Regions from separate parts of the Mus musculus genome. Here region 1 is linked to region 2. Evidence: chromatin loops called from intact Hi-C (ENCODE). Cell type or tissue: heart. All regions are shown on one strand. Links, peaks and the distances in the headings refer to the core of each region. The heading gives the core; the rest is flanking DNA.

What was found. Peaks named below come from ENCODE experiments on the same cell type or tissue, not always from the same donor. Only the 100,000 strongest peaks of a DNase experiment are listed, where the experiment ranks them.
Region 1: a loop joins it to region 2, with 2.8 times the contacts of the local background. A loop is called at or near these places in 1 of 42 quality-filtered maps.

Annotation. Positions count from the first base shown.
Region 1 is chr9:35,359,320-35,364,692 of GRCm38, reverse strand. No RefSeq gene overlaps it. Among named protein-coding and RNA genes, the nearest start is that of Gm33974, 44 kb to the right of the region's middle. In heart, for the core only: no CTCF peak of the experiment used is centred there; DNase peaks (open chromatin) are centred at 2,182, 3,062, 3,792, 4,122 and 1 weaker place; H3K27ac peaks cover 2,324 bases.
Region 2 is chr9:35,288,578-35,293,950 of GRCm38, reverse strand. The region is part of intron 2 of Gm33838 (a long non-coding RNA gene); the gene reads left to right. Among named protein-coding and RNA genes, the nearest start is that of 4933422A05Rik, 10 kb to the right of the region's middle. In heart, for the core only: no CTCF peak of the experiment used is centred there; DNase peaks (open chromatin) are centred at 310 and 2,900.

The sequences.
Region 1 (5,373 bases), core at 85-5,084, 71 kb before region 2:
TTCTGTCCATTAGGGTGGACCGCCTTGAAACGGTTCTGTTTCAAAGGCAGATCAATATGCTGGCCAGGGGCATAGAACACTGTTCTCAGGTCCACCCAGGGGCTGCCTAGGCCAGCTTTTCACTTCATACCCCAGCTCTCACCATGCCTTAAGTTGAGACTACAGGCGCTGAGGAGGACAGCGTGTGCCCTGATGTGAGTTCTGGATACTCTTTTATCTCAGCCCCTTTCTTAGCTGCTTCCCTATGTGGGTCGCCAGCCTTAATGGTGATTCCCAGGCCTACCTTGTTCAGGGAGTTAGGATAAGACTGGCAAAGAACAATGTGGAAACTGGAAAGGTGGTCAAAGCAGGCCTCCCCAGTGGGTCTGGATGCCAGGAACTTGGTAGAATATGGCTGGCAAGAGCTGTCCAGTCCTGGCTTGAGGCAAGAAGAGAGATGAGACCTGGAGCAGAGAGAGCCAGCAGCGATCCTCACCTCCCACGAAGCAGCCTGTTTATATTCTGTCTGCGCACAGTGCCTTCTCCAGACTGCTGGCCCAGCTCCCTCACATGCTGTTATTGTCAACACCTTTGCTGATGCCTGGTGCTTCGTGGAGGGACACTGCCATCTGACTGTCACAGAGCTGCCATACCCCTGTGTCACTGAGCTGCCATACCCCTTTGTCACAGAGCTGCATTACCCCTGTGTCCCCTGAGATAGGACTGAGAATGATGCAGTCCCCAGGGCAGACCAGAGTGCCTACAGACCTAAGCCCTTCAGGACCTGGCCTGGCCCTCTTCACTTCCCTGAGTCTGAGCCTCTTTCTTGACTTCATGCCCATGTCAAAGTCACTGAGCGGCAGATCCCCATCCACCCACCAGCAAAGCAAGATGTGGTGTCCATACCCTCGTGAATGCTTCACACAAGTCCCTAGCCCACCTTTCCCTGAGGCCTTCAGCTCCTCACCCCAAGGTAGCATGGCTAGCTGAACAAAGTCCTTCCTCTACAAGCAGCCTTCTAGTGTCCTGGGCAGGCTTAATCAAAGGCTTAGTCAAGGGAGGAGTTCAGACAGAAAGAACAGGGCACTCGCTCTACCCATGACACATATCACCCAGAAGCAGCTAGTTTCTGAAAGTAGAAAAGGGAGAGAGCCAGAGAAAGGTTAGGGGAAAAGACAGAGTCAAAGACAAAAAGGGAGAGACAGAATGACCTAAACCTGGGAAGACAGACACAGAGACCAAAATGCACTGAGAGGCCCAAATTGACACCACATGGCCGCCAAGCCGGACCCCAGGGCCCAGCAAACAAGGTCTCGTGCTGAGTCAGTTGCCATGGTGATAAACATGCAGGAAATATCCAAGATAACTAGAATAGTGGAAATAACATGTGTTTTGGATAAAACTTCCCCCTGCCCCACCCCCTCCCGTGTATCCATCACATTTGGGGGATAAACTTGGCTTTCATACAAGGACTTTCTCTGAGAGGCTGGGTCTGGAGAGTTAAAGGCCACAGATCAAAATTCTCAGGGACCCCCAAGGGCGTGTGGCTGAGTCTGTGCAGGATGTGGAGGTATATATTCTGTTTCTTCCTCTCTGCATCACTGAGTCTAGATTTGGGCACCTGGATGCTTTGTTCTGCGGCACAGAGCCAGGAAGGATCTGGATTCTTGATTGATGTCACACAGCCAGTCTGAGGAGAAGGGAACAGCGTCATGGGAAACTTCCCCTGGGGTCTTCATGGTCTACAGCAAAAGCCAGAGCTACAGCAAGGCCACGGAGGAGAGCCAGTACCCCCTGTCCCCAGATGCATAGCAACGATATGAGTGTCCAGCGGGAGGAAGTGCAAAATGGAGAGAAGAACTAGGCAGGTGAGAAAAAGTAAAAACGGAGAAACTTAGGCCTAGCATGTATCCGGAGGGGTGACTCCTTATACCTGAAAATCAGAAAGCATTTCAGGGGAGAGTGATTCTCAAAAGGGTGCCCTACCAGCTCCTGGCCCCCACAAGGTCCCCATTAAGAGCCCAGTTAGAAGCCTGTTCCATCAAGCCCTTCCTGCCTGCTAGACTACTCAGAGTGCTCACATTCCTCTTGGCAGATTCCACAGAGAGAATATAAGAGTTCAAGTTAGAGGTCCTGACGCCTGGCTCCCTGATCTGGCCCTGTGGCCTCCTGAATCCTCAGTTCTGGCCTCTGATGGGTGGAGCTAACAATTACACGTCTGGCAAGGCTCTCCAAAGGAGTGAATGCCACGGTGCACGTGGGAGCACTTGGCACATCAAGAAGCTGTGTGTCCAACTTGTTGACTGTTGTTGTGACTCAGGCAGAGAGGAGTGGACAGGCCAAGGGAGCAAGGAGATGTCGCAGGCAAAGGTTCATGTGAGGAGACTGGACTCACTAATGCTATTACACCCAAATTTTCCGCTCTAAACAACACGCTTCAGCTGTGAGTTCCCATGGCGGAAAGTTTCTGTGAAATGATCCGTGATAAAAATGGGTTTGGGAATGATCCACCTGGATGTGGAGGACCTTGCCTGGCTTGGAGCATTCCCCTACAGAAGATCAGAACTGTGTCATGACCTGAGGAGACATGGTACGGCAGTTGTATCCGTGGAATTTCACTGCCAACCCTCTCTGGGTAATAAACGACCACCTTAACTCTTGCACAGACCCGTGCATCGAAGAGACCCTTAAATAACCCTTGAGGCCCTAATAACGTTCATGGCACCAGGAATATAGAGCTGCTGCTGACCCAGAGCTGATTTTGCTTTTTTTTTGGCTGTTGGGAAGGGCGAAATCCACCCCACTCATCAAACTTCAAAGCCATTCGTTGGTACCATGCTGTGATGGATGATGGTGAAGGCAACGCAGGCAGGAATAAGAAGGGCAGATAAAAGAAAAAAGAAAGAAAGAAACGGCTCAATCCTTGATGCTTCTCACACTGGTAACAGCCAAGCACGGGGAGGGATTGGCTTGGGGTCAGGAATCATATTTACCAGCCCTGGAACTAGAGTAAGACCCCTAGAGAAGTAGGATCTGGCAGCCCCTGGCAAGTGACATGCCAGGGAGGCATGCAGAGGAGAACACAGGCCAAGGCTGGGCCTGAGCCCCTCAGTATCCCTGGCTCCAATGAGGACAGCGGGAGGTCTGCTGGGCGAGTGGAACACCTCCTCCCTAGCTGGCTGCCTTCTCTAGATCTGCTTTTACTCTCCTCTCCAGTTTTTCCACAGATTCTCTTTGGCCTTAGGGTGATTTTTCCAGCATTCCATCTACTTCTGTATGGCACCAAAAGATGCAGCCTCAGTGGTGGAAGGCTGGCTGTGTAGATGTGTATGCACACATGTGTCCCTCATGGGCAGATAGATGATGGCATTGGGGGGTGGGGGAGAAGAAGGAGTTGGTAGCCTTGAGTTCAGCAACCCCAGTTCTTTCCCCAAGCCTGAGAAGTCACCAGCCTATAGGGGTCAAAATGCTGGTCGTCTCTCCCTGGCTTCATAATCCTCTAGTTCTGAGAGAAACAAGAAAAGACAACAACTAACATAAGAGTCTTAACCTGAGAAGAGGAACTCAGTCTCCCTTCGCTACCTCTGTGTGCCCAGCTGTGACCCTAATCCATGCTCCCTGAACAGTAAAGGTAGAAAGCCTGCCTGGAAGACTTTGGGGTATGTTCCATGGCTCTAGGGTTGGGGCACAGTGCTGGCAGCCCTGTTTTTTTTTTTTTTCTCTGTGTGCCAAGGAGCTTTCTCCTGGGGGATTAACAGAGCCCTCCTGCCACCCCATCTGGCTGGTACTGGAGCCAGAACACCACCCTTGGCTGCCAGCCAGCCTGTGTCTGGGAGCCAGAGCTCCCTTAGAGACTTGCAGGCGGTTTGCTGGGGCCTTAGGGAAGGGGGGTGGGAGATAGAGACCTTTGGGGAGTCCCTGGGCCACCCAACCGAGAAGGACTGACTTTGAAACTCAGCTTGTCCCAGCCCTGGGCCTGTGGCTGGAATTAAACAGAGTTGGGAGAGTCTCACCTGGAGACAGGGAATACAGCTGATCTATAACCTGGGAGAGACATTACAGAAACAGCGGCTTCAGGCTTACAAAAACAAAACCAGATCACCAATTAGAAAGGCTGAGTCTGAGCCAAGGGGCGGAAGTGCTTTGGGGCCTGGACTGGCAGGGGACTGGGATGACAGCTGGATCTGTGCTGACAGGTCCCATTGGGGTGCAAAGGAGCTGATATCTCCCTCTAGTCATTCTTTTTCCCCCTTCTTCCCTCCAGTACTGAAAGTTAAACCTAGGATCTTAGGCACTGCAGGCAAAGCTCTCCCACTGAGCCTCATCCCACTCTCTCTGAGTTGTCTTGAAACTGTGTAGCCAAGGAAACATTAAAGCAACCTCTGTCTGTAGTTAGGGAACGGGAGGTGGAGGTCCAGTGAGGCTGAGTAACTTGTTGACTGGAAGGCACCGAGTGAGTGAGTGAGTGAGTGAGTGGAAACCAAAGAAACTAAGTAGCCAGACAGTCCTCCAGGAGGGAAGAGAGCAGCCACCTGCAGAGACTAAGCAATTCCACCCACCATGGGTGAGGAATCTCTGAAACAGAGAGGGTAGAAAGGGAATCAGAGACTCCACCCTAACGGGGGCTCTATAGATCCTCAGGACCAAACACTGAGAGTGGCCCCCCAGCAACTTTCATGCATGTGGCTTCCAAGACAGCCACAGCCTATACTTGCCTCTCCCTAAGTCCTTCTCTGCACTCCTCTAAGTAAACAAACGGCACTCAGGCTGTGTTCTGTTGGCAAACACCTCCAACTTAGCAACCTCTCCTAGAATAAATAAACAGTGCCCCTGAGCGCTTACTCACACACACTAAAACACCCTTGCTCATGTTCTTAGCTGGATGCGGAGCCTGCTCCCTGCCCTCCACACAGTCCCTAATCCTCCCAGCCACCATCTCAAACAGGCTCCACTTCAAGCTATATGAAAGAAGGCTGTCCCCTTCTTCCAGGGAGGTGTGACAACCCCGCACCTCGGGTGCCGAGTCAGGCCCCAGACCCAGGCTTGTTCTAGCAGCCCATGGACCTGCAGAATGACACTCTCTTCAAAGAACCATTCATTCTGAAGGGACAACCAAAATGAGATGCTAGACATTTGAACCGTTACATAAATAGGTGAGTTTGAGATGATATGTAATTGGTTCAAACAGTAGAGACCCTGGGAGAAATGTGGCTTTCCCAAAACCTAAAGGACATACTTTACAGAGAATTAAAAACCTTCCCACTTTACAATAGGCTTCTCCGACAATGGTCTTTGGACCATTTTTTCTAGCTGTGTCTCTGTGGTTGGGATCAGTGAAAGGGGAGATGATTCATCAAGGTGGACAATACATTTTTCTTTAAATAACATGTTGTT
Region 2 (5,373 bases), core at 88-5,087:
CTGTGGAACTTCCACATAAAGAATTCTTATAACCCAGTAAGAAAAAGATAAATGATGCAATTCAGAAATGGGTTAAGGATCACACGGACATTTCTCCAGAGGACGAGCACATGGCCAGTAAGCACACCCAAATATTTTCAGCATCACTGGCAACCATGCAAATTCAAATTAAATCTACAACAAAATAGCACTTCATTCTGCAAGAGTGTCTAAAAGGAGGGCGGAGAGGAAGAGGACTAGGCGTGGTGTTTGTACAAATGTGTGTAAAAAATAGAGCTGGCATAAACTTGCTGGCAAGTATATAAAATGGTGCAGCTTCTCTGGAACAACCAGGCAGTTTTCCAAAGGCAAAGCCGACTTATCATGTGGCTTATACCCAAGACATGAGAGCCTCGCTCCACAGGAAAAAAGTTGTCCACCAGTGTTCAAAGCAGTGTTATTCACAAAGGCCCCAAAGTAGAACCTTTCCAACATCTGCTCATTTGTCTTTCTCAAATGAATGACTAAAATTCAGACAAAACCATTCGATGGGGACTATTCAAAAGACATGAAGTAAATTCTTACAGGTGCTACGACATGGACGGGCTTGGAAAACATCATGCAACAGCTAAGACATGAGAGCAGACAATTCTGTTTGTATAAAGTGTCTAAAATAGGCTAAAAAAAAAATACCTGAAGAAAATGGGAAGGTTCAAGGTGATAGTTGCAGAAATCTGTGGATATGCTAACATCCACAAGCTTTTTTCAAAGGAAGAAGAAAGAGAAGTGGGGCAGGCTTACCTTCCTAGGATAGCAGTAATTAACTTGGGGCCCTGAACCCAGTAAAAGCACCGTATGAGAGAATTTGTGTAGGGTTTTGTTTGTTTGTTTTTCTTTTTAGCCCTGTGGCTTTCCTCACATTTTCTGGAGAGTCTAACCACAAATAGAAAATCCCTGCTTTCAAGCTGGCCTGGAAGAACTCGAAAGATTGGGGGCTATCCCTGAGGAAGCCCCTTTGAACTGCCCTCCTGGTTGACTGTGAGATGGGCAGACTTCCTCTCACCTCCTCTTCAAGGTCAGAATTCATTTCCTGTCTCAGCTGTATGGAGTTGGGTTAGCCAACAGCTGCTTCAACCACAACCTAGAGCCCCCAGGCTCTCCCTGGTCCCAGCCCCTTCCCCTCTGCAACATTCGGCCACTCAGCCTTCTCCCAAAGACATCTGCATAAACCTGACTGCTGGATACCCCAGAAATGGATAGCTGTTTTCTTTCCAGCATTAAAGGGGAGTGTAAGCACCTGGCTCTTGGGCCCTGGTCTCCAATGTTGGAGTGACCCAAAAGTAGGGTCACAGTTCTGATTAGCTGCAGACAGGCCTGCTTTTAAGGAATCCAACCTTCGCTCTCACAAAAAGTACCATGGTCTATGGCTCATTTCATTGTCTCCTCAACCAAAGGGGAATGACCAAGGCTGCCCAGGAGCAAGTGCTCAGCTATCCCTAGACTCACCTTTCTCAGGGTCAGGCTTCATTCTCTTGTAAGCACTGAAGGATTGTGCAACTCTCCAGGCCTCACTTCCCACCTCATCAACGATCCTCAGAGAGTAGGGTCCTCCGGCTTCCACCAAGCAATGTGATTCTGTTTAAAGACTAAGGTTACATTGCTCAATAGTCCGGGCAAACCCTACCCTTCTCTCCCTGAGGCTGAAAAGTCCTGCCTAAATCCTCAACACTTTTTCCTCCACCCCACATAAGGCCTCTCTCCCCTTAAAGATCACAAACCACATCTTTAACATTTTATAATGTAAGCCAGGCATAGTAATACACACCTGTAATGCCAACACTCAGGAAGGCAAGAGAGTCAAAGCAAGCTTACCAGTTTGGGCTACAGAATAAAACCTTATCTCTAAAACATACAATCCCCAAAAAGGAAAAGGAAAAACTCTATTTTATATTTTTACTGCCTGGTAAAGTGTGGGTGGCCTTGCTTTGACTTGGGTTTTTTTTTTTGTTTTTTGTTTTTGGTTTTTTTTTTTTTCTTATGTTTTCAAAACAGGGTCTTGCTACGTACGTAGCCTTGGATGGCCTGGAACTTGATATGCAGACAGACCAGATTATCCTTGAATTTTCAATGCTCCTCTTGCCTCTGCCTCCCAAGTTGTAGGTTAAAGGTGAACCACCATGTTCAGCTAAGAGGCTCTGGCACGACTAAGCTAAAGGTGCCAACTTATTGTCCAAGACGATGAATCTGAAGAGCTTGGACCTCTGGGTGTGGGTGGCCTGAAGCCACCCTTCTCCACAAAAGTAGGACTAAGAAGGCAGACCTCACTGAAATCTCCATCGAGGGTCAGGCAAGAACTTTCGAGGCAGAGGGGAAGAGACATCACTTTGTATTCTCAGAGCGTCTTGTCTGTCCCATGTACAGAAAGAACCCTTCCCAAAGCCTATTTCCTCAGTTACTACTGGGAACAAAGAGCTCTTTTCTGCAGAGGTATACAGCAAAGGTGGGGCTGCCTGATCTCACGTCAAGGGTTCTTTTATTTTAACACACCATTGTGAACACCACAGACATCTCCAGTCATGGAGTGTTGTCTTTAAACCTAGCATCCATGGCTGGCCCCAGGACCACAATTAGAATAGAATGAGACAAGGATTTCTTGGTTCACAAACACTGGATCCCTGGATGCTAATGGCTCCTACTACACAGTGTGTGTGTGTGTGTGTGTGTGTGTGTGTGTGTGTGTGTGTGTGTGTGTGTGTGTGTGTGTGTGTGTCAGGGTGGTGGTGGAAAACTATGACACTGTTTGGCAGGAGAGCTTCCAGAGTCACGTGGAACCGTTTCAAGATCTCAGTTCTGTTTCCTCTTGGGAAGCTGTTTTCTCCCCATCTCATTTTGCAATTCTGATAGAGCTGTTATCACTCAGGGGTATTTGGCGGGCCTGATAGGGACATGTGGTGTAGAGTCAGGCACCAGAATGCTCAGGAGGCAAGGTCTGGGTTTTTGCACCCCCTGTTTATCGGTTAGCCTGAGGCCAACTGGTCTCACCTTAGGACCTAAGCATAGTTGGTTGAAGAATTTTCCTGGGAGCTTTTGGAAACTTTTCCTGCACTAGGGAGTTGGCTCAGTGGGTAAAGGGCACTTGGTGCCTATGCACAGGGACCTAAGATCAGATCCCCAGCACCCACATGAAAAGTTTGGCCTGACAGCGAGAATCTCAATCTCTGTGCTTGGAGAGGTGGGTGAGACAATGATCCCAAGCTTTCGCCAGCTCAGTATGAGCTAGGATACTTACTATGTTTGGATTTGAGAAGAGGTATATCTAACTGGTAAGCTCAAAGTCCAACAAGAGATCCTGTGTCAACAAGGTGGAGAGCAATAGAGGAAGACACCAGACACTGACCTCTGATCTCCGCAGGCACATCCATGAACACTTATCCATACCTCCCACACACACATACACACATATTACATGCTCATGCAAACCAAAAAATTAAATTTTCAAGATTCAACCCCAATCTATTGACAAGAGGCCTGGGAATTTAGGTTTTTGGAAGCCTTCAGGTTTGTGGTCATACCTCCTCTCAAATACAAAGCAGCCATTTTTCTACCAAAGATCCTGCGGGGGACAACAGAGGGTCCACTAACTGCTAACCCATACTCTCTCCCCACACTCTTTCTCTCCACTCCAGCCCTGGCATTCTAGCCCAGACTGTGGTGGGTCTCTTCTGAGGGAGCCACCGCTCTTAATGAAAGGCTAGACTGACAGAAGAGGTCGAAGTTCACACAAGCGGCACCGCCTTCTGTTTCATTTACAAGTGGCAGTCACCTCATTAAACCCGGTCTCCCTTCACCCCACCCACCCTCACCCCATAGCCCAGCCCTCACATCCTACACCCAGGCCCCGCCTTCCTCAGCTTGGTTTGGGCAGCAATACAGAACTGGACTAGATATTCTGGGACCCAGAGGCAGATAGAAGAACTCACGGAGACATCTGCCCACATTTTCTTTGGCAAGCTTGCCCCTACCTCCAAATGCTCCCAACCAACATCTGGCATAAAGAATACACTCAACAGATGTTTGTTAAACTCAAGTATTTATGAGTGCATAGAAGCTAAGTGGTGGTGGCCATGGCATAACCTGAACTTGAGAATCAACAAAGATTCCTTCAAGTAAAGTCCTTTAGAGCAAGAAAGGCACACACACCTGGACGGGGATAGACCCTGACGATCTGCTATATGCTTGTGTCAACTTTTCATCTCTTTGACCCTTTTGGTCTATGAAGGCAAGGTACTATGATGATTAAAATAAATAGCTCACAAGAAAGAACCCAGCTTAGCATGGCATGCTGTAGCTAGTAGACAAATGCTGCTCCCCTGAGTTCCCAGCATCTGATGGGCACAGAGCATCAAACAGAATGGGCTTCAGTTCTGGGACTGCATGAAGGTCCCTGTGGCTGGTGAACGATATAGAAAAACCAAAGCAGCCTAAACTGAGACCAGACAGAGGGATGTTAGCCAGATCAGGCAATGGCAGGGTAGTTGCAAAGAAGCCATTAGTGAGGCCTCAGGCAGGACAATGGTTGGCGTGCCCAATGCCGTCTCCGGGAAGGCACACATGGTGTCTGGACCTGAACCAGAGAAAATCCAAGAGAGGTCAGCTAGATGTACATAGCCCCTCCAGGGCCTAAGGAAGAACTCCAGGTTGCAGTTAGGGAGGAGAGGAAGCTGCAGAGGTACATGAGGTGGGGGGAAGACAAATGTGCCCCCCCACCCCCACCCTCACCCCCGCTCCATTTAGTCTCCACACCAATTCATGAGCCAACCACGGGCTCCATATTAGCCCTACTTGTAGAATCACTCATCTGATCCCTGGGTAAAGAAATGCCTCCTCCCCTCAAGCCTCATACACCAGCAGCAGGAGAACGCCATCTCAGCTCTGCCTTCTGGGGCTCAGTATAGGGCTGATGTCAAACTTGAGAGGGCCAGTGAGAACTTGCATGCAGGAGGCCCCAGCTGAGGGGCTGCTGAGGGGAAGGCCAAGTTCAGTCTGTCCTTAGAGTTTGTTTGGGGAGGGTGAGCTAGATCAGGAGCTAAAGCACACCCAAGCCCCAGACTGAACCTGCAGCATTCTGGAGTTTCTGCAAAGGATATTCTTTGGGCTATGGCCAGTGAAGCAAACGATTCCCCTAGAGTCCCTGACCAACGCTCAGCCATACCCCATCACCCTCACAGGTTCTGTATGCCCACCTCCTCACTAGCCGTATGCCATGCAGGCTATAGTGGGGCTTCTTCTAAGATGGGCTCTCCCTGGTGAAGGGGAGGCTAGAGAGGGGATGGGGCTAGAACTGCCATCCAGAGTAGGGAAGGGAACCAACATTAAGAACACAGCCACATCTGG